Linked DNA regions of Homo sapiens: regions 1, 2, 3, 5, 6 and 7 are each linked to region 4. The links are chromatin contacts, found by Hi-C in ENCODE. All regions are on one chromosome and are shown on one strand. Each heading gives the region's core, a stretch centred on a gene start or an enhancer-like site at or near the end of the contact. The rest is flanking DNA. Distances are from core to core; before and after follow the strand shown. Region 1 holds the start of ZNF567-DT (ZNF567 divergent transcript). Region 2 holds the start of LINC01530 (long intergenic non-protein coding RNA 1530). Region 3 holds the start of ZFP14 (ZFP14 zinc finger protein). Region 4 holds the start of ZNF155 (zinc finger protein 155). Region 5 holds the start of ZNF146 (zinc finger protein 146). Region 6 holds the start of ZNF260 (zinc finger protein 260). Region 7 holds the start of ZNF850 (zinc finger protein 850).

Region 1 (2,700 bases), core at 146-2,645, 7.3 Mb after region 4:
AGCCACCGCGCATGGGCCCAATCTTTTTTTTTTTTTTGAGACGGAGTCTTGCTCTGCCACCCAGGCTGGATTGCAGTGGCACGATCTCGGCTCACTGCAAGCTCCGCCTCCCGGGTTCACGCCATTCTCCTGACTCAGCCTCCCAAGTAGCTGGGACTACAGGCGCCCGCCACCACGCCCGGTTAATTTTTTGTATTTTTAGTAGAGACGGGGTTTCACCATGTTAACCAGGATGTTCTCGATCTCCTGACGTCGTGATCGGCCCGCCTCAGCCTTCCAAAGTGCTGGGATTACAGGCGTGAGCCACCGCGCCCGGCCCGCATGGGCCCAATCTTACCCTCTGAAAATTATTTTGCCTCTTCCTCTCCATTAAAAAAAAAAAATCACTACTTATTTTACTTGTCTAATTACCAGAGTCAAATTCTACAGGCATATATAAAATGCCCAATACTCATAAATCAATCTAAACAATGCATACTTTAGTCAACACTCGGTTTCTCAAGCACTCCACCTAAGTCACACAGTGTGCCACATTCACAGTCATCATAGGTCGTGTACACCAAATACTTTTAAAATTAGGCATATTCATAGCTGTATCACCCACTACATAGTCATAATCCCATAGGCCCCCACGTCGTGCACAATTTCACAGAACTTCTACAAAAAGTAACAACCTTTCACTCACAATGCCCTCACTGTCGCCTCTCCAGAGTCGGACACAGGCTCAAACACAAATCGACTCGCATCTAATTTAAATTAAAACTTAAGACACGCAGGGACCCTATCACTTTCATAAACAACCGGTTCCACAACGTCACACAGAATAACACATTCCCCTACCACAACACACAGGACAGGTACGAAAAGCCACACACACACACACGGAGCGCCTGTTGTGTGCCAGGCCGTGCTCCAGGAGCCAGGGGACGAAAATCAGACGAAATTCCTGCCACTGGGGAGCTCACCCCCCGCCTCGGGCAACCGGTTCCCTTCTTCAGGTGCTCCCGGGCCCGCGCTCTGGTTCCTGCTTCCCTCCCAGCCTTCTCTGAGGCCCGGACTCGCACTTTCCTCCAGCCAACTCCTCGTCCCAGGTTGCTCCTCTTCCCTTCTTGCTTTCCCCAGCCCAGGCTCCCGCCTCCCTCCTCAGCCTTCCTTACGGGTCACACCGTCACCCGCCTTCTCCGCGCCCGCGGGACCCACCAGCCTCACCTTCGGTTGCCGGCCGGGCGTCTGCGCATGCGCACTCCCACGCGGACGATGCCTCCCAGGTGTCTCCGCGGCGCGTTCCTGCTGTCCACCGGCTACGCGCGCCTTCTCCACATCCGGGCGTTTCCGGCCTTGGACTACATTTCCCACAGGCGCCCGGGCGGTTTTCGAACTTTGATCTCTGGTTCCCCTTCCAAATTCTCATAGTGCGTGGCTGGGATGAGGGCGGCGCTCACGGTGAGGAAGCCCCGAGCTCCCGGGACGCAGACAGGGTGTGCAGGGCCGTAGCTCGGGCCTGTGTATGCACCTGTGCGTGTGTGTTTGATGCCAGGACAAGGCGGCGGTGTGCGCGGCGAGGAGGCTGCGACAGGTGCGTGATTGTGTTCCTGTCCCTGCTCGGATGCGGGACCTTTGGGTGGCCGTGGTCGGCTGTCGGGTGTGTGACACTGTAGGGTTTGAGACCTTCCATCATGACAGTGCTGCTGTGGCCGTGTGATGGAAGAGCCTTTTAGGTCTGTGGTGTTGTGTGTGTAACGGGTAAAGCTTCATTTCTGCAGTGCTGTGTTTAATGTTGGGACTGAGGGGTCTGTCGAAGATCTCCCCAATGTGCCTGTGAGGACTATGATCCATGCCTATGTTAAGCAGAGTCATCTTGCAATGAAGCATGGCCCGCGTTGTCTTCTCAGGGCACACCTGTCCCCAGTTCTCAGCCTGGTGTTTGACACAGGGGATCCTGGCGGAGTGCCCACCTAAGCGGCAGTTTTAGACTCGATTGTTTCTTGGGCTCTGCATCTCTGAGTTCCCAGCTTCCTTTTTTCTCCCGCTTTATAGCTGTATAGACCCCAGCTGCAGTGAAATGGCCATCAAAAAGGGAAGGGATAATCGAGTGGTGGAATAAAATCTGCAAACAGAAAAAGGACAGACCTGTTTTCGGAACGAGGCTTTTCGAGTTGTAAGTGTCCCTTAAGCAGAGTTCTGGGAAGACGTCGTGGGGAGAACCTAGGAGTAGGATTCCTTCCTCAGAGGCTCTCCCTTGGGAACTCTCAGAGGTCAGGTTCCATGTGATCCACATCATTCCCAGAGCTGTCTCCGCAGGAGACTTAACGTGAATTTTGAGAAAGTCCCCAGTCCTGGATATCAGTGACCCTGGCCTTTCCCTTGAATACTAAGAAGGGTTAGCAGTACTCCCATCTCCCTTTTACTTCCATCTGAGTATGTTTATGGTAGATGATGAGAGCTCGTGTGGTGGCAATAATTTTTTCCAATTTAGCCAATCTGGGTTCCAAGAAAGGTCTGATGTCTCATGATTCCTTACCCCTTCTCCCTTGCCTTGAGGTTCTCTAAGAGCCCTGAGGAAAGGGAACCATTGCTGAGCATATCTGAAAACCAAGGTCAAGGAAGTTTTGTTGTATTTTCTATTTTTGTTCTCTTTGATTTTGTTTTTCAGCAAGGGAGTATTTTTTCTCCTCCTGAAATGCTAGTCAGTGGTTAGGT
Region 2 (2,948 bases), core at 254-2,753, 7.6 Mb before region 4:
GCTCTAGGTACTGGGACACAGCAGTGAGCAAGATAGGAAAGGTTGCAGCTGTCAGGGCACTGATGTTCTAATGGAGGAACCAGGCCATGGATAAGGAAGTAAATGACTAAGATGCTTTCCAAATACGAGGGAATTATCTTTGGTGGTATGACTGGGGGGGGGGGAACAGGGAGGGGGTTCTTTAGGGTGGCTGGAGGCCTTTGAGCTGAGGCCAACAAAATGAGTAGACAGATATTGGGTCAGGGTGGGAAGAATGCTCCAAATTGAGTTAATAGCAAATGCAAAGGACATGAAGGGCAGGGCCTGGCTGTGTTCAGCCCATTGGAAAGTGTGTTGTGACTGAGGACGACCAGAAAGGACCAGAAGCTTAGAGGTTGGCAGGATAAGGAGCTTGGATTTTATTCTGAGATGGGAACCACTGGATGATTTTAAGCTGGGGGGCAGGGTAGTGACTGGTGACAGGATCTGATTTATATTTCCACAGGCTTCCTGGCACTGTGCCTGAATAGAGGGTGGAGTGTGGCAAGGGAAGAAACAGAACAGTGAGGAGGCCCCTGCAGTGATGCAGGTGAGGAGTAACGGTAGCTCGGAGCAGAATGGAGACAGTGGAAGTGGAGAGAAGTGGTTAGATTCTGGGCCTCTTCTGGAGATAGAGACGATGAGACTCACACAAGATTTGGTTGCGGGAGGGAAGCGGATGAGAGAAACAGAACACTGGCGACCATTCCAAGATTTTGGCTTGAGCACTTGGATGGACAGTTAGTGGGGAGGAGGCAGAAAGATTGTGAGAGGAGCAGGTTTAGGACAGGGAATCTGGGATTTCGTTTGGATGTGGTAGATTTGAGGTCCTTTGCTCTGTAAGGTCTTTCCTGAACCCTGGGCTGGGTCTAGCACCTCCTCTGTGTTCCCACAGCCTCCTGAGCACCCCCTGGGCCAGCCCTGACCACTCTGTGTTGTAACCAGGACAGAGGAGGGTGCACTCGCACTGCACCCAGGTTGAAGGGCGAGAGTGAGAAGGTGTCAGGCTGGGCCGCAGAATCCAAAGCGGGTCAGCAGGTACAACAGCTGCTTAGAGCACTCCCACCCGGAGAGAGGGATTGAGAGATCACGGAAAAGGGTGCCATCTTTCCAGGGACGCCTACCAGAACGCGGGGGAGAGAAATACAGAGACCCTCAACTCCGCCACGTCATCGCGACAAAGGGCCAGGACCGGCCGGCCGCGGGATGGGCGCTCACCTGGGCAGAACTGGAGCTGGAAGGGCCAACCTCCAAAGAAACGAGGAGCGGGCGGAAGGACTACGACTCCCGGAAGGCTTTGGGCCCATCCGCCTACGACTCCCAGGTGCCCCTGCGTTGCGTCGTCCCGAAACACTTGCGGCTCTCGGACAAACTGGGCCTACAGTTCCCAGAGATCCTCGCGGCAGCGCTGCGCATTCTGCGCACGCCTCCCAGAGTGTACTAGGCCGGTCCGGCCCGCTTCCCGTCTGCGCCTGCGCAAGCACAATAGCCGTGCCAGAATTCTCTGCCAGCTGCTGTGCACTGCTGTCAGTGCAAAGATGGGATGGACTTTTTTTTCAGATTTTCTGCTGTTGTGGGAGTATGGCAAGAGTTTGAGGGGGCGGAGAAAGAGATTGGGAATGTGAAAAGGGAAGATAGCACCTGCGCTAAGCACATTCCTAGGATTGGGCCGCGTCTCGGGGATGCAGAGTGGGCTCTTCGGCGCGCCCTGCAGCCATGGGAGTGGACGCCTGCCCAGGCCGAAGGGCAAGGACTTGCGGGGTGGGGTCTCTGTGCATGCGCGGAGCTGAAAGGGAGCGTTTTGCAGATCTCCACGCGTGCGCAACTCTCGGGACGTGGACGCGGTGAACAGTTACGCACAATCGTCTTTCTGACACAAACACACCCTGCCAGGTGGAAGCCAGGATGGAGGGCAGGTGAGACCCGTAAGGCAAGATCCCAAAACCAAGGAACGGAGCACTCTCCCCGCTTGCTCCCCAGATCCAAGCCCTCCACTTCCTTCCAATGCCCCCCTTCCCGAAACTGCTCCCTCCTGTATATTCTGAGATCTTATCACTATTCCCGTGAGGCCCTTGATAAGGAGGATTGAGAGTGAAGGGTGATGGGAGACACGCCTTGGGCGTCTTCTGTCCACCTCAAGGATTGAACTTTGGTAACTGGAACTCATTCATTTGTTAATCTGTGTGCTAGGCCCTTTGACCCGCTGGCCAGATGCACCGGGACACAGGTGTATTCAGCCTGGTCCAGAGATAAGGATGATAAATCTTAATGTAAAGGTATCAGATGTTAAGGGCTGCAGGAGCCCAGAGGTTACAAGTGCTGCAAGCCAGAACATGGGGAAACAACAGCAATTAAGCCGTTAGCTTGTGCCTTGGAGGGGTGTTTGCCCTGCACCCCACTCACTACCTGAAGATAAATGGCTTCTCCAACGTGTAGTGGGGTTGGGATGATGAGGATGACATCACTGCCAGGTGGGAGGCAGGAGCTGCAGGTCCTGACATGATGAGGCAGGTATGGGCCGCCCTGGGCTGAGGGGGACATGGGCTACCCTGGACTGGAGGGCTGGGCTGTGGCATGGGGACCCTGTCAGAGACAGGTGTTTGGCCTCCATGCCTTCCTGTGTCTCTGGAAGGGTGAAACTAAGCGGGATGCTCCTCTCCCAGCCCCACCTGCTTTTCAGAGGCTACCATATGCTGGAGGGGGAAGATCCTGGCCACAAGCAGAGGCCCTGGAGGTGAATCAGTGTTGGAAGTGGGGTGGTTGGTTCTGGGTCCTCCCTGAGGCTCACATGGCTGCCCCTCCCCATCCTCCAGGCCTCGCCTTCTGTCCCGGATCCGCCAATCCTCCGATCCCTGGATCCTCTGATGATGGCATCAACTGTCTGGGCTACAGGTTGCTCTCCAAAGAGTGGCTGCCCCTCTACACCAACC
Region 3 (2,916 bases), core at 177-2,676, 7.6 Mb after region 4:
CTACAGGTGTGCGTCACCATGCCCAGCTAAATTTTTTTGTATTTTTAGTAGAGACGGGGTTTCACCATGTTGGCCAGGCTGGTCTCAAACCCCTGACCTCAGGTGATCCACCCGCCTCGGCCCCCCGAAAGTGATGGGATTATAGGCGTCAGCCACCGCGTCTGGCCACCTTCTTAGTAGTTATAAAGTAGCTCAGATTTTTCATTTATCTCCTATTTCATGCATATCCTATTGTTTGCAAAATGAAACCAGATTGCCGAGGCATTTTCAAATATCTTCTAAAGTTTTATATTCTTAAGGAAAGAACAAATTCTTTCATGTATTAACTAATATATCAAAGAATTTGGGATACAGAAGATGCCTCAGGGTGGTCCCTGGTGGGCTTATCCCATTTCTTTCCTGAAGGAACGCAGGACAGGACAAATTCAGTCTCATTGGAGACAGACCTCTCCAGTTAGTCTTTTTCTTTTGAAACGGAGTTTCGCTCTTGTTGCCCAAGCTGGGGTGCAATGGCGGATCTCAGCTCAATGCAACCTCCGCTTCCCGGGTTCAAGCGATTTTCCTGCCTCAGCCTCCTGAGTAGCTGGGATTACAGGCGCGCGCGACCACGCCCGGCTAATTTTTTGTATTTTTAGTAGAACAATACATTCACAACTGCAGGAGATACGAGACACACACACACACACACACACACACACACACACACACACACACAGAGACAGAGACAGAGTGGGAGAAAGGGAGAGGGCAGTGAGCACGAGCGACCTTTCTAGGTTTACGTCCTGCTCCAGGTTCTGGTGGGCTTTGAGAGTATTTTCATTGCATGCCTGATGTGTGCCCACACCTTGCTTGGGTGTATGCAGTGAGTAACTGGTAGGTGTTTAGTACACATATTAGGCATCTGCTGGTGCCAAAACTTCTTTCTAAATCCTCCGCGGCTGAGCCTGGTGGCTCACGCCTGTAGTCCCAGCACTTTGGGAGGCTCAGGCGGGAGGATCTTTTAAGCCCAGGAGTTCGACACCGGCTTGGGTAACATAGGGAGATCTGGTCTCTATAAAAACTTAAAAAATGAGTTGGGCGTGGTGGCGCGCGCCTGCAGTCCCAGCTACTCTGGAGGCTCGGGTGGGAGGGTCGCTTGAGCCCGGGAGGTCGCGGCTGCAGTGAGCTCTAATCACGCCACTGCACTCCAGCCTGGGCGACAGAGTAAGACCCTGTCTCAAGAAAATAAACAAATAAAAGTCTTCCTCAGCGACAAAAGCAAACGCAAGCCCGAGCTCGCCTCAGCCCCACGCAGCGCGGAGGGCCTTCCCGCCCCGAGCGCACCCGGGGCTCCGGCCCCCGCGCATGCGCACTCCGCGCAGCCCGTTGGGGCTGGAACCAGTCCCTCCCATCGGCGGACTACATTTCCCACAGGCCTCCGCTCGCAGTTCTTTCCGGCTTCGCTGCTGGTGTCGGCTCCGAGAGGTGAGTTGGTCGCTTGCACCGAGGCAATGGGCGCGGGGGTGGCGCGGGGGCGGCGCAGACCTCAGTGTGAGCCAGGAGGCAGTAGCTGTGGAGTTTGTGGCGCTGACTGGGCGCCGGGTGCCCTGTTGCGTCCTCTGCCTTCTCGCTTCAGAGCCGCCCAGGTCCAGCGGCCCGGAATGGCTCCGAGTTAGATACAGGAACCCCGGAGTGAATGAAGGCCCCCAAACAAAAAGACGCAGTCTGAAGAACTGCAGATTGCACAGCTTTACCCGAGCTCCCTCCCATGGAAACTGCGGGGAACTCGGAGACAGATCCCAGCCCCGTCTTCGTGTACCTGGCCTTTCGCTCTGATACGGGAAAGGGTCAGCTTTATTCCAGGCTCCCTGTTATTTCCATCGGGTTTTGCGCGCAGTAGACGGAGGGAGCAAGTGCGCTAGCGGGGGTGTGTCCTGCTCAGCCAAGGCCGGCTCCAGGAAAGGCCCGCGGTCTCAAGATTCCCGTCTCCTTTCCCAATCCTGCTGTTCTTTAGGAAGGCAGCGGGGAGAGGAGGAAATGATTGCTGTTGCATATAGACAAGTCAACATCCAGATGAGTTTGTGTTTCCGTTTTGTTCCATGAAGTGTAATTTTTATTTTTTCTGGGCGTGGGGGCATTTGCTTTCCTCTTCTGTGGAATGAAAATCAGCTCGGACTGAACAATGAAGCAGCTCTGTCATTAATCAGGCTAGGAAGGAAGAGACAGATAAAGCCAGTTGCAAAATTAATAGAAAACATGATTTCTCCCCAGGTGGTGCAGTAGTTGTAAAATGGCATAATGACTCCCTCTTTGAGAGATTACAGTTTTCTTACCAGTGATGTTCTAGACTTGCTTTGCTGTTTTCATTTTATTACTGGGGATACCCTCTTGATTACACTCATGATTGCATTCAATATCTCATTAATCCCTGCCTCTCCTAATCTCACCTCGGAAACAGCAGCCATTCCAGATTGCAGCTGTCATTAGATCCTCCTTAGAATCTTTCAGCTGGAACTCAACCGTTTACGAAAGAGCTTTTCTCGTCTCTCTCGTCCATTCTATTCCAACCCTTCCTGTGGAATTTTCTCCCTTTCTGCCAGTCAATAGATATGATTTTGTCAGACTATGCGGGCTTGTTCCAGTTAATCTTCAGCTAGTTAGACTTTAACCCCTGAAATGTCCTGTCCACTGACCTGGTGCTTTGGCCTTCCTTCCCAGTGAATGATGGGGTGATGAAGGTAGATTCCAATTCCTACCCCTTTCCAGTAGGTTTGTTTTGTTTTGTTTTTTTTTGTATTTTTTGAGATGGAGTCTGGGTCTGTTACCCAGGCTGGAGTGCAGTGGCACGATGTGCTCACTGAAACCTCCGCCTCCCGGGTTCAAGCAGGATTCTCCTGCTTCAGCCTGCCAAGTAGCTAGAACTACAGGGATGAGCCA
Region 4 (2,700 bases), core at 134-2,633:
AGACTCCGTCTCAGGAAAAAAAAAAAAAAAAAAAAAAGAAAAAGAGCAATACCTTTCCACAGAGCCATGGTGTGGCGTAAATGTATTTATTTCCATAAAGCCCTTAGAATTAAGTTACCAATTAAGGTTTAATTATTATCAACACCCATGCCCAAGGACACATCCTATACACTCTTGGTTGAGGTGAACATCTCTGTAAAAGAAAAAACCGGCCCGGCGCGGTGGCTCACACCTGTAATTCCAGCACTTTGGGAGGCCGAGGCAGGCGGATCACTTAGGACCACAGGTTCGAGACCAGCCTGGCCAACATGGTGAAACCCCGTCTCTACTAAAAATACAAAAATTAGCCGGGCATGGTGACGCATGCCTGTAATCCCAGCTACTCCGGAGCTGAGGACAGAGAATCGCTTGAACCCAGGAGGCGGAGGTTGCAGTGAGCCAAGATCGCGCCACTGCTGCACTCCAGCCTGGGAGACAGAGCAAACCTCATTCTCAAATAATAACAATAATAAAAACAGACTAACAAAATAAATAACTTTTTTTTAAAAAGAGAAAAGCCAAAGACCACTCGTGTAGACAGCTTTGTCCTCAGTAGCCAAGTCCCTCCCTGCAGCTCTTTTAGAAAAGTCAGGCTGGGGAAGGAGAAAGCTGTCAAACACTCTGCGTCGCCGTCCCGGATACAAGTTAAATGCTCCTCTCCCTTCGTGAAACGTGGATGCAACCCACGCCTTCCTAAAAAGAGGTCAGAGGCGTCCGGGATCATCCAGAGCCCTGCCGGGCTCCAAGAGAAGGGCCGGAGCAGCTGGAGCTCTGACCCCACCCGGGCACCTGACCACTTCGCGGGAAATTAACAGGACACCAAGTGACAGGAGCTGTTAAGTCTTTGTTTTATACCACAACTTTCAACTCCTAAAACAATTCTATCAGGATGGTCCTGAAATCCTCATTTAAAAAACGGCAATGGGAGGTACAGGGAGATTAAGTAACACCCCACGTTATATCGCGAGAAAGAGGTCGCACACTTAAGAGTGGAGGGAGGCGGACTGAACGAGGTCAAACACCTGGAAAACCCTCTAAACAGGCACACAAGACTAGACAGAGTTCTTCCCCGCCCCCCCCGAACCCCCGACGACTCCTCCGGTGGACCTGAGTACAGCCCCCAACGCCAGAAGGCTCCATCGACGGCAACGAAACTTCCCTCCCACCCCTCGCATCTCCAAACCTCAGGTCTTCTCCAGGGCTTCTTACCCCCTTAGTTGACCCCCCAGGTCGTTAGGCGCCCCTAATAACTGGTTCACTTTCGCAAAGACCCGCAAGACACATACTTGGCTCAAACCACCTTGTTAAGTAGCAGTGTCCTGCTCGGAGACCGGAAGTGTCGATGATGCCACAGGCGTCTGGACTACACTTCCCAGAATCCCCCGAATCCGCCTGCCTGAGCCAAAGTTCCCACGACTCCACAGAGCAAATGGACTCCACTTCCCAGAATTCACAGGTCCTCCTGCCTGGGCCAAAATTCCCACGCCTCCCAAGCTACTCGCGAAACGCCTGCGGGAGCCAAATTTCCTGCGCATCGACCGGGCAATTAGACTCCCGCAGGCGTTTCGCTGGTATCTTGGGAAATGGAGTCCATTTGCTCTGTGGAGGCGTGAGAATTTTGGCTCAGGCAGGTGGACCTGTGAATTCTGGCCTATCAACCTATATTTTTATTTTAAAAAAATGGAGTCTCATGTTCTATATCAATTTTTCTAAACTAAAAAAGAATACTTTTCATGGTTTTCTTTAGATAAAGTGACTGTGCCAACCACAGTATGAGGAACACTTCTCTGAAAATTGAGTGACTGCTATTTCTAAACCAGTTACAGCTGTATCCTTGCTCTGTTCTGCCCTCCCAAGAGATAAAAATTTATTGACACGCTCAATCGTAGTAGGCAGGAAACTGTGCCTAATATATTAGGGTATATCTGGCATCAAAGGCCCTTTCTGTCCCCCAGGTCCTTGCACTCTGGGCCTGTGATGGGAGGAGAAGCTGCCATAATCTGTGAAATGCCTTTGGGGTCATTCTTCCATTGTCTTGGACAATAGGTCCTGGCTTCAGTTGACATGGCCAATCCATACTAAATTCATGAATTAGTTAGTTGCTTAACCATACCCTTGTATTCTTCAGGTTTCCTGTTTTTTTTTTTTTCCAAAGTAGATAGGCTGTAAACTTTTAAAAATTTTAGTTCTGTTTCCCTTTTAATTAATAATTATTTCAGTCATTCCTCACTTCGTGCCTTTCACTACGGGTAGTCAAGATGATTCAAGCAACTTCAACACTTTGATTAGAAATTAATTCAGATAAACAATTATATCATTCACAAATTCTACCTTCCATAAAACACTAGCACCTGAATATAATTCAGCCAAATTCTTTGTCCCTTTATAACAAGAAGCTCTCTTCTCTTCCAATAACATGTTCAACATTTCTGACTGAGGTCTTCAGAATGGCCTTTACTGTCCATATTTCTACCAACATTCTGATCATGACTACCTAGGTATGCTCTAACAAGATTGATGTTTTCTCTACAGTTCTTATTCTCTATTTCTGAGCGCTAACCAGAATTGTCCTTATCAGTCCATTCATGGCAATGTAGGCTTTTCCTAGCATACATGTAAAAACTCTTCTAGACTCTATCCATTACATAGTTCCAAAGACTG
Region 5 (2,844 bases), core at 184-2,683, 7.8 Mb after region 4:
TTACAGGCGCCCGCCACCACGCCCGGCTAATTTTTGTATTTTTTTATTTTATTTTTTTTTAGTAGAGACAGGGTTTCACCATGTTGGCCAGGCTCCTCTCGAACTCCTGATCTCAGGTAATCCACCCATCTCGGCCTCCCAAAGTGCTAGGATTACAGGCATGAGCCACCGCACCCGACCAAGATCACAGTAAATTAATACATTCACTTAAGTTTGCGCACACTTCTTAATGTCACATGGTATATTTATTTGTTCACATTTGTTATGCCCCTTAGTAGTATTTTAAAGTTCTTTCCTAATAGTTCTGAACCTTTAAGTTTCTTCCACAATACTTTATCTTTTTACTGCTATTGTAAATATTAGTTTTCTTCAACTATGTATTCTAACTGATATTTGTAAATTAGAAGGCTATTTATTTATAGATATTAACTTGGTACCCAATTACTTTATTTAACTTTTTGTAATTTAAAACTATGTCAATGACGACAGCGGGGGCGGGGTGATTTCCTTAGAAAACGCATCTTTGGAGACGTCAGTAGCATTCTCCATTACTTCACAAAATCCATACAACCTGAGAACGCCTCGACTCATTAAGGAATTAAGACACCTAGGATTTAGTCCAGACTCATAGATAAACACTGCAACAATTAAGCTTTCTTCAAAAAATGAGGATAACTGTGCCTAACCTAAAACCGTTGACTCCCTCATCCTGGGCGCCGTTATATGGGATTGCTTCTCAAAGCGTACAATGCTGTTTAGTCTAGGGCTTTGCTTAACAGCCCTATTTAAGTACCCCAAAGATGGGGATTTGAATAGTCTGAAGTAGGCACCCCGAAACTAAAGTTCCTTCGAAACACTCTCGTTTAATTAAAAAAAAAAGTCACGGTGATTTGCATGCCACTCCAATTAAAAAGAAATGCTTTTATATAAAAACTCGTTTTAAAATTATTCACCACTTAGCTTTTCCACCCCTTCAATTTTCAAGTAAAAAAGACGCTCCAGGAAGATGGCACCGTTATAATTATCAGCACTTTCGACAAGGGAAGTGCAGCTCAAACGTTATACCTCAATGCTGGTCTCCTACATCTCCCTCTTAGGCACAATCACACACAATCCCGCACCCAGTTTCACATTCACTCAACAATCCCAAACATCAGGTCAAACTTTGAGGACAAACTCGGTCACACTCGCTCAAACCCGCCTCAGAGGCCCCCATCTCCGCCCCGCACGTAGGCCAGAAGCTCTTACACCCACTCCCTGCCCTCGCGCCGCGCCCCTAAAGATCAGGAATCCTCCCCTTTAACCTCCCCGGTCCGACCGACCCGAGACGCCCAGATCCCACCTCCTACTTTCGCGCCACGTGGACCCAGGGGCCGTACTGACCCGCGGACAAAGACCAAAATGTCCACTCGGTGCGCTGCGCTTGCGCACTCGGAGAGCGAGGAAGCACTCCCAGAAGTCTCCGCGACGCGGCCCGCCTCGGTCACCGCGGCCAGGCCCAGGCTGGTACTGAATTACCTTCTATTACCAGCAACGTCGCTTCTCAGGCCTTGGACTACATTTCCCTTGAGGCTTTACTGGTCGACTCTCTGTCTCCTCCCCTCCCCCCGCGAACTTGGCCGCCTCCTTCTGTGACGATGGAGCTCTTGAGGTAAGTAGTCCTTTAGCGTCAGATGACTTCAAGCTTGCTGGAAGGTCTGGAGTGGCGACGCCCTCTCCGAAGACTCGTGGGCGCAAAAATGTCAAAACGAGCCAGGCCCCGACTCAGAGATAAGAGAACGCCATTCTGTCCGTGGCCGATCTAGCTCTGGACTACAATTCCCAGAGCCCACAGCGGCCTGACGTTACGTCGTTCTTGACGTCGTGGCGAGCTAGTTAGCTCCGCAAGGACCCGGACGCGACCAGGGGAGGCAGAAGGTGAGGGGTCTGGGAGTCCTGGGCGGGGCCGGGGCGTGTCCGGAGCCTCGAATCTGTGCGCGCAGGCGGGAGCTGGCTGCGGATGCGCCGTTCTGAATGTGTCTTTGTGGCTGTGTGGCTGGGTGTGGGTGTCTGCAACTGTGCACGTGTAACCGCCTGTCTCCAGGGTGTCTGGTGGTTTTTGTGTAACCATGTGTGATAGAGAGTATCGGGGTGCAGGGTCCTTGTGACCGGGGGTGATACTGCGTGTGTCCCCGTTGTATATGTGGCCTGTTCGCCCTGTTCCTGGGGTGTGAGTACAGTTGTGACTGTGTGACCACTGCGGGTGTGCGGTTGTGATTCATGTCTCCAAGGTGTGTGCGTGGTTTTGGTTGTGTGACACTGTGGCCGTGTGCAATTGCCTGTGCCTGTGACTGTGTGGTGACGCCGCTTGTGTATTCCTGTATCCCTTGGTGTGTGTGTTTGTGTGTATGTGTGTGGTGCTGTGTATGCGGGAGTGGGGTGCCACTGCTTGTGTGGGTTGCTTGTGTGAGTGTGACTGTGTGTATGTCCACAGTGAAAGTTCAGTTGTGACTGGGTGCCGTAAAGTACCAGTGATGGCGTGTGTCCCCTGAGTGGGTGTGTGACTGTGACTATATGAGGCATTTGTGGGTGTTGGTGTGTGGGGCTTGTGACTATACGGGAGTAACTGTATCACAGTGGAGAGTAGATTGTGTGACTGGGTGTGTCTTAGCGGGTGTGTGATTGTGACTGGAAAGATATTGTGACTGGAAAGGTATAGAGGTGTCTGTGATTGTGTCCTGTGTCTCAGGAGTGGATGTAGGGCCGGGTGTGGTGGCTCACATCAGCCCTTTGGGAGGCCGAGGTGGGAGGATCACTTGAGCCCAGGAGTTCGAGACCAGCCTGGCCTGTACAAAAAAAAAAAAA
Region 6 (2,937 bases), core at 137-2,636, 7.5 Mb after region 4:
AGACTCCATCTCAAAAAAAAAAAAAATCAGGTCCTGGAAAAATAAAGCATTTCAGGAACAAAGAGAAAACTTCAAGGCACCTTAAACATGGCTTTTAGATATCACAACCGTTATTTCCTCTCCTCTGGGGAACCTCTCTTGGAGGACAGAAATGAGAAGGGAGACAATACACCTCCCCTAGGGCCCAAATGACAAGGCCAGAGCTTACTCTGCGTTCCCCTCCCCCGCCATGGGAGGGCTATCAGAGGAAACTGGGGCTTCCAACTCAAAACTCAGTGTCATAGAAAAATCCCCTTTACTATCACGGGGCCGAGCTGTCTTCTGCTCTCACATATGACTATGTGTGACATTTGGTCAAAGACACACAAACACAGTCTCAACTCCACGCACACCCAATGCTTCACAGTCACACACCCACCACTGTACACAAAGTCACAAGCACCCACCCTCCATACTCCCACACAAGGACACAGAGTCACAACTACATAAGTACAAAGCTCCCTATATCTGCACACAAACGAACATATGGTCACAGAGTTACAATCACACACCCACCGCGGGCACACAGTCACAGCTAACCCACACCCTCACACAGCGTTACACAGTCACACAATAACAGTCCTAACACAGGGACTCACGGGACACCCGCAGAGTCCTCCCCACATCCGTACACAAGGTGTCACACACAATCACAATCACACACACACTGTGCTAGGACATACATTCACAAAAACACAATTTCACAACCGCCCTTCTCGGCGCGTTCCGCCTGAACAGACTTAATACTCAGTCTCAACCTCCGCACCGGATTCCAGACGCTTCACCTCCAACCTCCTCCTGATCCTGTAGTCTCCGAGCCGACCCGCTCAGAGGCCAGCACCTGGGTCGCGTGCAGCTCTCCCCCGAGCCGCGGGAGTCGCGAGGGGAGGGGCCGAGGGCGCGGCGCCTTCTGGGAAATGTAGTTCAGCGCCACGCCCGCGATGAGCAAGATGGCGCCCGGCTTGAGCCCAGCCAAAGGGATTACCCTCATTCCCGAACCGTGTCTGAGAGTCTCCTGGGGTTCCTGGCTTAGTATCGCACCGTGGCTGTTACATAAAGTCAGCACAGCGTGTTTAAGCTGATGTTACACCACTACCCAATCCCAGGGATAGAGTAAACTAAGACTAAGGCCTTACACCCCTGCCCCGGCCAGGGAGACAGTCCCACAAGCTCTGGCGGAGGAAAAGTTCGCGCGAAAAGCTGACTCAAACCGCTGAACCTTCTGGGAAATGTAGTCTACCCTCAAAAGAGTGGCACGGAGGACGGGCCAAGATCTCTCGATTCCGTCCGGTTCTGAGTCGGGGCCTGGCCCAGCCCAGGAGACCTCTGGGAGCGCTGCCCGCGGAAGGAGTGCGCAGGCGCGGAATCTCCGACTTGCCATGGTCGTCTTTGTCTGCCGGTGAGTTGGGTTTCGGCCCTGTGGGACTTGGGTTTCTGGACACTGAAACGGGCCAGGGACGCTGGAGGGGAGGATTTGCAGTGCCTGCGACGGGGCTGGGAGTATGGAGGGGAGGAATCGCCTTCTATGATGTGCGGTGATCCGAGCTTGTGTGGCTGGGGGCAGGGGTACAGTTCGGGTGGGTTCGCGGGTGGGTGACCGAGAGTGTGAGGGGGTGTTGAGGGTGCAGAGTTAGTGAGAAACTGGTTCCAAGTTTGTGAGGATGGACGGATGGCTTTGTGAGGTAGTAACCTCTAAGCCTCACTTTTCTCATTTCTAAAATAATAAAGATGCGTTTTCTGGAAAATAGGAAACGGAAAAGGCTAAGGAATTGAGCGGATAAGTAATTTTAAAGGTGATTTTTTATATAAAAGCAGACCTATTGTGGAGTAGAAAACAAAATCAGCATTACCTTTCCATTATTTTTTTAAAGAGGCAAGATTTCGGAAAAACTTGTTACTGGGTGCCTGTACACCCAGTAGGCATTGACTTTTCTTAATACTTTGGAGAAACTTTGGTGCAGTTGCTTGGAGAAACCCTGAACTAAGGAATATCTTTAAGAGGTAGTTTCCAATAGCGCAGACGGCACAGAATTTGGAAGCTACTTGTCCTGCCTTTAGCGCAGAGGTCAAGAAACTCCCTAGTTCGTCAGTGAGGGCAGCAATCTCACTCCTAATTTAATCAGGGTTTCCCCAGCCTTTTGTAAATATAGGGGAAATTCTTTTCTTGTGTATACAAAGATAGAAGTATCCTATCTTCAAGTATCTTGTCACACTTATTCTTAACATATCAACATATTCAAGTATCTTGTCACACTTATTCTTAACATATTTTTCAATAAAATAAAAAAGTAACAGGGTTAATAGTTTTGAAATATACAGAAAAAGTAAAAGATACAAAGAAGACAGGACTTAGTTTCTGCTTTTCCCCTAACTATTGGTGTTTCTAAGTTTCTGGCCTTGATCATCTAAGTACTCCTATCAGCAACAACATTACACTGCCATCCATGGCTTCATCTAATACAGATGACTAATAAATGTCTGTTTCTGCTGGAGGCTTGTCCTGAGCTCCTAATCCATATTATCTAATTGCCCAATGTGCAGTCCACCTGGAAGTTACAGGGAACTTCAAGCTCTTTATGTCTAAAGGGCTCCTTCTTCCTGCAGTCTGCCTCCATCTATTTCCCCTCTGTACCTGTTTCAGCAATTTATAGCACTGTCTAGCCAGGTTCTAAGGCACTTACATCTTAGAGAAGGCTTCTAAGTAAGTTTGATCCTTTGATTTGTTATATCCCATTACAAATTGTAAACCAAGGTTTCTCAGCACACATAATCATAAATGTATATGTTTGCTGAATCAGTGAATGAACAGTCAGCCCTCTGTGTCTGTAGGCTCTGCTTCCACGGATTCAACAAACATGAATCATAACTGTTGTTAAGCTTGCGATGGTTGTATCTGTA
Region 7 (3,015 bases), core at 196-2,695, 7.2 Mb after region 4:
ATCTACCCATGGTTTAAACAGAAATTAAAATTCTACCTTCGTGGAAAAATTTGCCAAGTTTTAATGGATTCAGTGCTCATTAAAAACTTTTAGCCTGTCTTGATCTTTAACATAATTATTGGTGTGAAACAATGGCTTCTGTGGAAAATTAAAGTTTTAGTGGTTTGCTATTTGTGAAATACAGGCTTTTTCATGTATCATATTAGCATATAAGCTGGCTTAATCATTAGTACTGATCTTCAAGTTACTAAGACACCAGATATTTGTTACTTTGTAATTTGAGTTTTTAAAAAAATTCCGAAATTGGCTTTTCGATGTGTGAAAAGGACTACTTATTAGATGCTTGTTTTTAAATTTACATTCAATTAATTAAAGCTAGACTCTTTATATTCTTAGGCTTGGTATACTATTTGTATGTTTTGTAGTAAGTGTATAAAAATAATACCTTTGACTTTGTATAAAAAAAATCTTTCTTGCTTTAAAAGCCATGTTGGATTTGCATTCTAGACCGTAATAAATATAACTACTTTAACATAAAAATCTATTTATGTTGTTTATCAGATATTAGGGGTTTTTTTCCCTCTCCTGTCAACCTCCAAATAAAATCGATGCTCCAGAATGATGCCCTCTTATCATAATTTTACAAATACCTGGCTCCAAGGTTACTACCTGATACAAAAATACAATGCTGGTCTCCCAAACAGGCAACTCACATTGACACTCACACAGCTTCCACTCACACCTGCGATCACAAGGCAGCATCTTCGGGCCCTCGTCGGCCACGATCCGCTCCCAGAGAGCATTCGCGCACAATCTTATCCCATCCACGATTTTGATTCCTTTTCTCCCACTTCTTCAACCCTATCCGGGACGAGACCATCAGGTCCCACCTCCACCTTCACCTTCATTTTCCGCGCAATGCAGACTGAGCCCTGGACTCACCCATATACAGATTGAATTGTCCGGTCAGTGTTTCATCCCCTCTGCATTCTGAGGGCGAGTTAGCATCTGGGTGCATGAGTTCCAAACTAACAGCCAGGACCAGGCTTGGAGCCAAGAATCCTTTGGCTCGCATCGTGGCTGGGTTGACCGCTTTTCTGCCCTGGACTACATTTCCCATCGGTTCTACCGTTCGGGGCTACTTCCGCCGAGAACCGGAAGCACGTTTTCCTGTGTCTTACCCCAGATAACAGAGCTGCCAGGGATAATCAGGCCTGACCACTCTAGCGGGCGAGCCGGCCCCATAGCGAGCCGCTCGGCATGAGGGCTCTGCGATCCTCGTTGGAGAGGAGCGGTAAAAGGAAACAAGCCAGGCTTGGAAATGAGAGGCATAGGGAAGCCCGCAGTCGGGCTCTGGACTACATTTCCCAGAGGATCCCGCAGGCCGACGCCACGTCTCGCGAGATTTTGGCTTCCTCTTAGCCAGGTGGCGGGACCGTTTGCTGTGCCGATTTAGCTGCCGCCGCGCCTTGGAGTCCTGAGGAACTTGGCTAGGCTGGCCCCGAGCGGAACCAGAGAATGCTGAGGGTGAGGAATCCGGCTCCGGTCCTTTTGTGTGTGGAGGGCTGAGGAGAGGAGTTTGCGTGTGTGATCGCGATGGCTGCCGTGGGTCTCCGTGGTCTGTGACTGTGGCTGTGTGGTGCTGACTCTGGGTGATCAGGTGGGCGCTTGTGACTGTGCGCGCCCGGAGTGGGTGTGTGTGTCCTGGACGACCCTCGTTGTGCGTGCGGATGTGAAGAACCGGTGACTGTGTGGTTGGACTGCGTGTCCCGGGGTGGGTGTGTGACTTTGCGTGTCTGTGCAGTACCTTGTGTGCGTGAGTTGCAGGTCTGTGGCTGTGCAAGTGCAACTTGTGTGGCCCCTTGGTGTATGTGAGAGAGGAGAGTGTGATTGGCTGTGAGGCAGTGGGTAAGTGGATATGCGGAGGCATGTGTGCGATTGGGACTTTGTGTGTCCCCTTGAGAGAAAAAACTCTTTAGGCAGTTAGGGTGGGACCTTGGTAAAAGTCCTTTAAACAGAGAAACAGCCTGAAAAATCAGGCTGCAGGCATACATAAGGAAAACTCCACAGGGGGGTTGTCCTGAAGACATTCCTCAGCTGCACTGATAAGGGACCGAGGCCCAACATAGAAACGCCTTTGTCCTTTGTGTGACCAGCGGGCTTCCACGAAATAGTCGCTTCTTTTGTGGGCATGTACACGGTGGGCTCTGTTAGATTTTGAAGGGAAGGCGAGGGTTAAAGAAAGAGAGAGAGTTGGCGGCTCTATGGCGGGGACCAACTAAATGCCAGAGCCCACTGCCGCTTCCAGGCTGGGGTAATTACAGGCCTGGGCAGGAGGGGTCTGGGCGGTATGGCTTGTTGCCTGGGAGAAAGTTGATAAGGATGTTTCTTGGGCTTTTGCCCAGCAGGATGTGATAAGGAAGTCAGGCGGTTGGGAAGGATGTTTCGCACAGCCCAAACCCGGGTGGAATGTTTCCCTCTGACCAGGGTCTGTGAAATGGTGGGGGCTTACGAAACGGTGCAGCTTGGACTAACAGGTTCCGGCGGCCACTTTCCTTTTTTGGACATGCTTTAGACTGTGAGCGCGGCCTCTTTGAATCATAACTTCACCCCCTCATTGGTCCCGGGCCAAGCTTTCACTTCAGCCCCTGATTGGTCCCGGGCCAAACTTTCACTTCAGCTCCTGATTGGTCCCGGCCCAAACTTTCACTTCAGCTCCTGATTGGTCCCGGGCCAAACTTTCACTTCAGCCCCTAATTGGTCCCGGGCCAAACTTTCACTTCAGCTCCTGATTGGTCCCGGGCCAAACTTTCACTTCAGCCCCTGATTGGTCCCGGGCCAAACTTTCACTTCAGCCCCTGATTGGTCCTGGGCCAAACTTTCACTTCAGCCTGGGATTGGTCCCGGGCTAAGGTCCCAGGGCCAAGCTGGGTAGTGCTTTCTTCAAGACAGCCCACGTTCCTCCCCTTCCCAGTTAATAAACCCCCCCAGATTCAGCCTCCTAGTTGGCAACCC

The links. Hi-C counts contacts between places; a loop is a spot of excess contacts on that map. Pooled maps may share reads with other maps.
Region 1: a loop to region 4 is called in a pooled map, with 4 times the contacts of the local background. The contact joins the promoter of ZNF567-DT here to the promoter of ZNF155 in region 4. A Hi-C loop is called at or near these places in 2 of 50 pooled maps.
Region 2: a loop to region 4 is called in a pooled map, with 18 times the contacts of the local background. The contact joins the promoter of LINC01530 here to the promoter of ZNF155 in region 4. A Hi-C loop is called at or near these places in 4 of 50 pooled maps.
Region 3: a loop to region 4 is called in a pooled map, with 16 times the contacts of the local background. The contact joins the promoter of ZFP14 here to the promoter of ZNF155 in region 4. A Hi-C loop is called at or near these places in 3 of 50 pooled maps.
Region 5: a pooled map shows a loop between it and region 4 (9-fold over the local background). The contact joins the promoter of ZNF146 here to the promoter of ZNF155 in region 4. A Hi-C loop is called at or near these places in 3 of 50 pooled maps.
Region 6: a pooled map shows a loop between it and region 4 (7-fold over the local background). The contact joins the promoter of ZNF260 here to the promoter of ZNF155 in region 4. A Hi-C loop is called at or near these places in 3 of 50 pooled maps.
Region 7: a pooled map shows a loop between it and region 4 (9-fold over the local background). The contact joins the promoter of ZNF850 here to the promoter of ZNF155 in region 4. A Hi-C loop is called at or near these places in 4 of 50 pooled maps.

The regions. Positions count from the first base shown.
Region 1 is chr19:36,686,144-36,688,843 of GRCh38, reverse strand. It overlaps ZNF567-DT (ZNF567 divergent transcript), which reads left to right and starts at 1,395. Exons shown (of 4, transcript NR_110708.1): 1 at 1,395-1,576; 2 at 2,038-2,158. It overlaps ZNF567 (zinc finger protein 567), which reads right to left and starts at 1,232. Exons shown (of 6, transcript NM_001322917.1): 1 at 1,210-1,232. RefSeq lists enhancers at 176-815, 1,376-1,425 and a silencer at 1,116-1,175.
Region 2 is chr19:51,592,935-51,595,882 of GRCh38, reverse strand. LINC01530 (long intergenic non-protein coding RNA 1530) reads left to right here and starts at 1,503. Exons shown (of 2, transcript NR_034159.1): 1 at 1,503-1,934; 2 at 2,832-2,948. RefSeq lists a silencer at 586-753 and enhancers at 836-885, 1,096-1,405, 1,152-1,787, 1,788-2,423, 2,424-2,948.
Region 3 is chr19:36,377,711-36,380,626 of GRCh38, reverse strand. It overlaps ZFP14 (ZFP14 zinc finger protein), which reads left to right and starts at 1,426. Exons shown (of 5, transcript NM_020917.3): 1 at 1,426-1,464. RefSeq lists a silencer at 1,230-1,319.
Region 4 is chr19:43,982,871-43,985,570 of GRCh38, reverse strand. It overlaps ZNF155 (zinc finger protein 155), which reads right to left and starts at 1,383. Exons shown (of 5, transcript NM_198089.3): 1 at 1,326-1,383. RefSeq lists a silencer at 1,487-1,686.
Region 5 is chr19:36,213,695-36,216,538 of GRCh38, reverse strand. ZNF146 (zinc finger protein 146) reads right to left here and starts at 1,433. Exons shown (of 4, transcript NM_007145.3): 1 at 1,343-1,433. ZNF565 (zinc finger protein 565) reads left to right here and starts at 1,874. Exons shown (of 5, transcript NM_152477.5): 1 at 1,874-1,917. RefSeq lists enhancers at 1,190-1,379, 1,490-1,919.
Region 6 is chr19:36,526,720-36,529,656 of GRCh38, reverse strand. It overlaps ZNF260 (zinc finger protein 260), which reads left to right and starts at 1,386. Exons shown (of 3, transcript NM_001166037.2): 1 at 1,386-1,438. RefSeq lists enhancers at 659-858, 670-1,378, 1,009-1,638, 1,379-2,089.
Region 7 is chr19:36,771,237-36,774,251 of GRCh38, reverse strand. ZNF850 (zinc finger protein 850) reads left to right here and starts at 1,445. Exons shown (of 5, transcript NM_001193552.2): 1 at 1,445-1,527. It overlaps LOC728485 (a long non-coding RNA gene), which reads right to left and starts at 1,099. Exons shown (of 2, transcript NR_164117.1): 1 at 743-1,099. RefSeq lists enhancers at 1,185-1,344, 1,485-1,624 and a silencer at 1,611-1,905.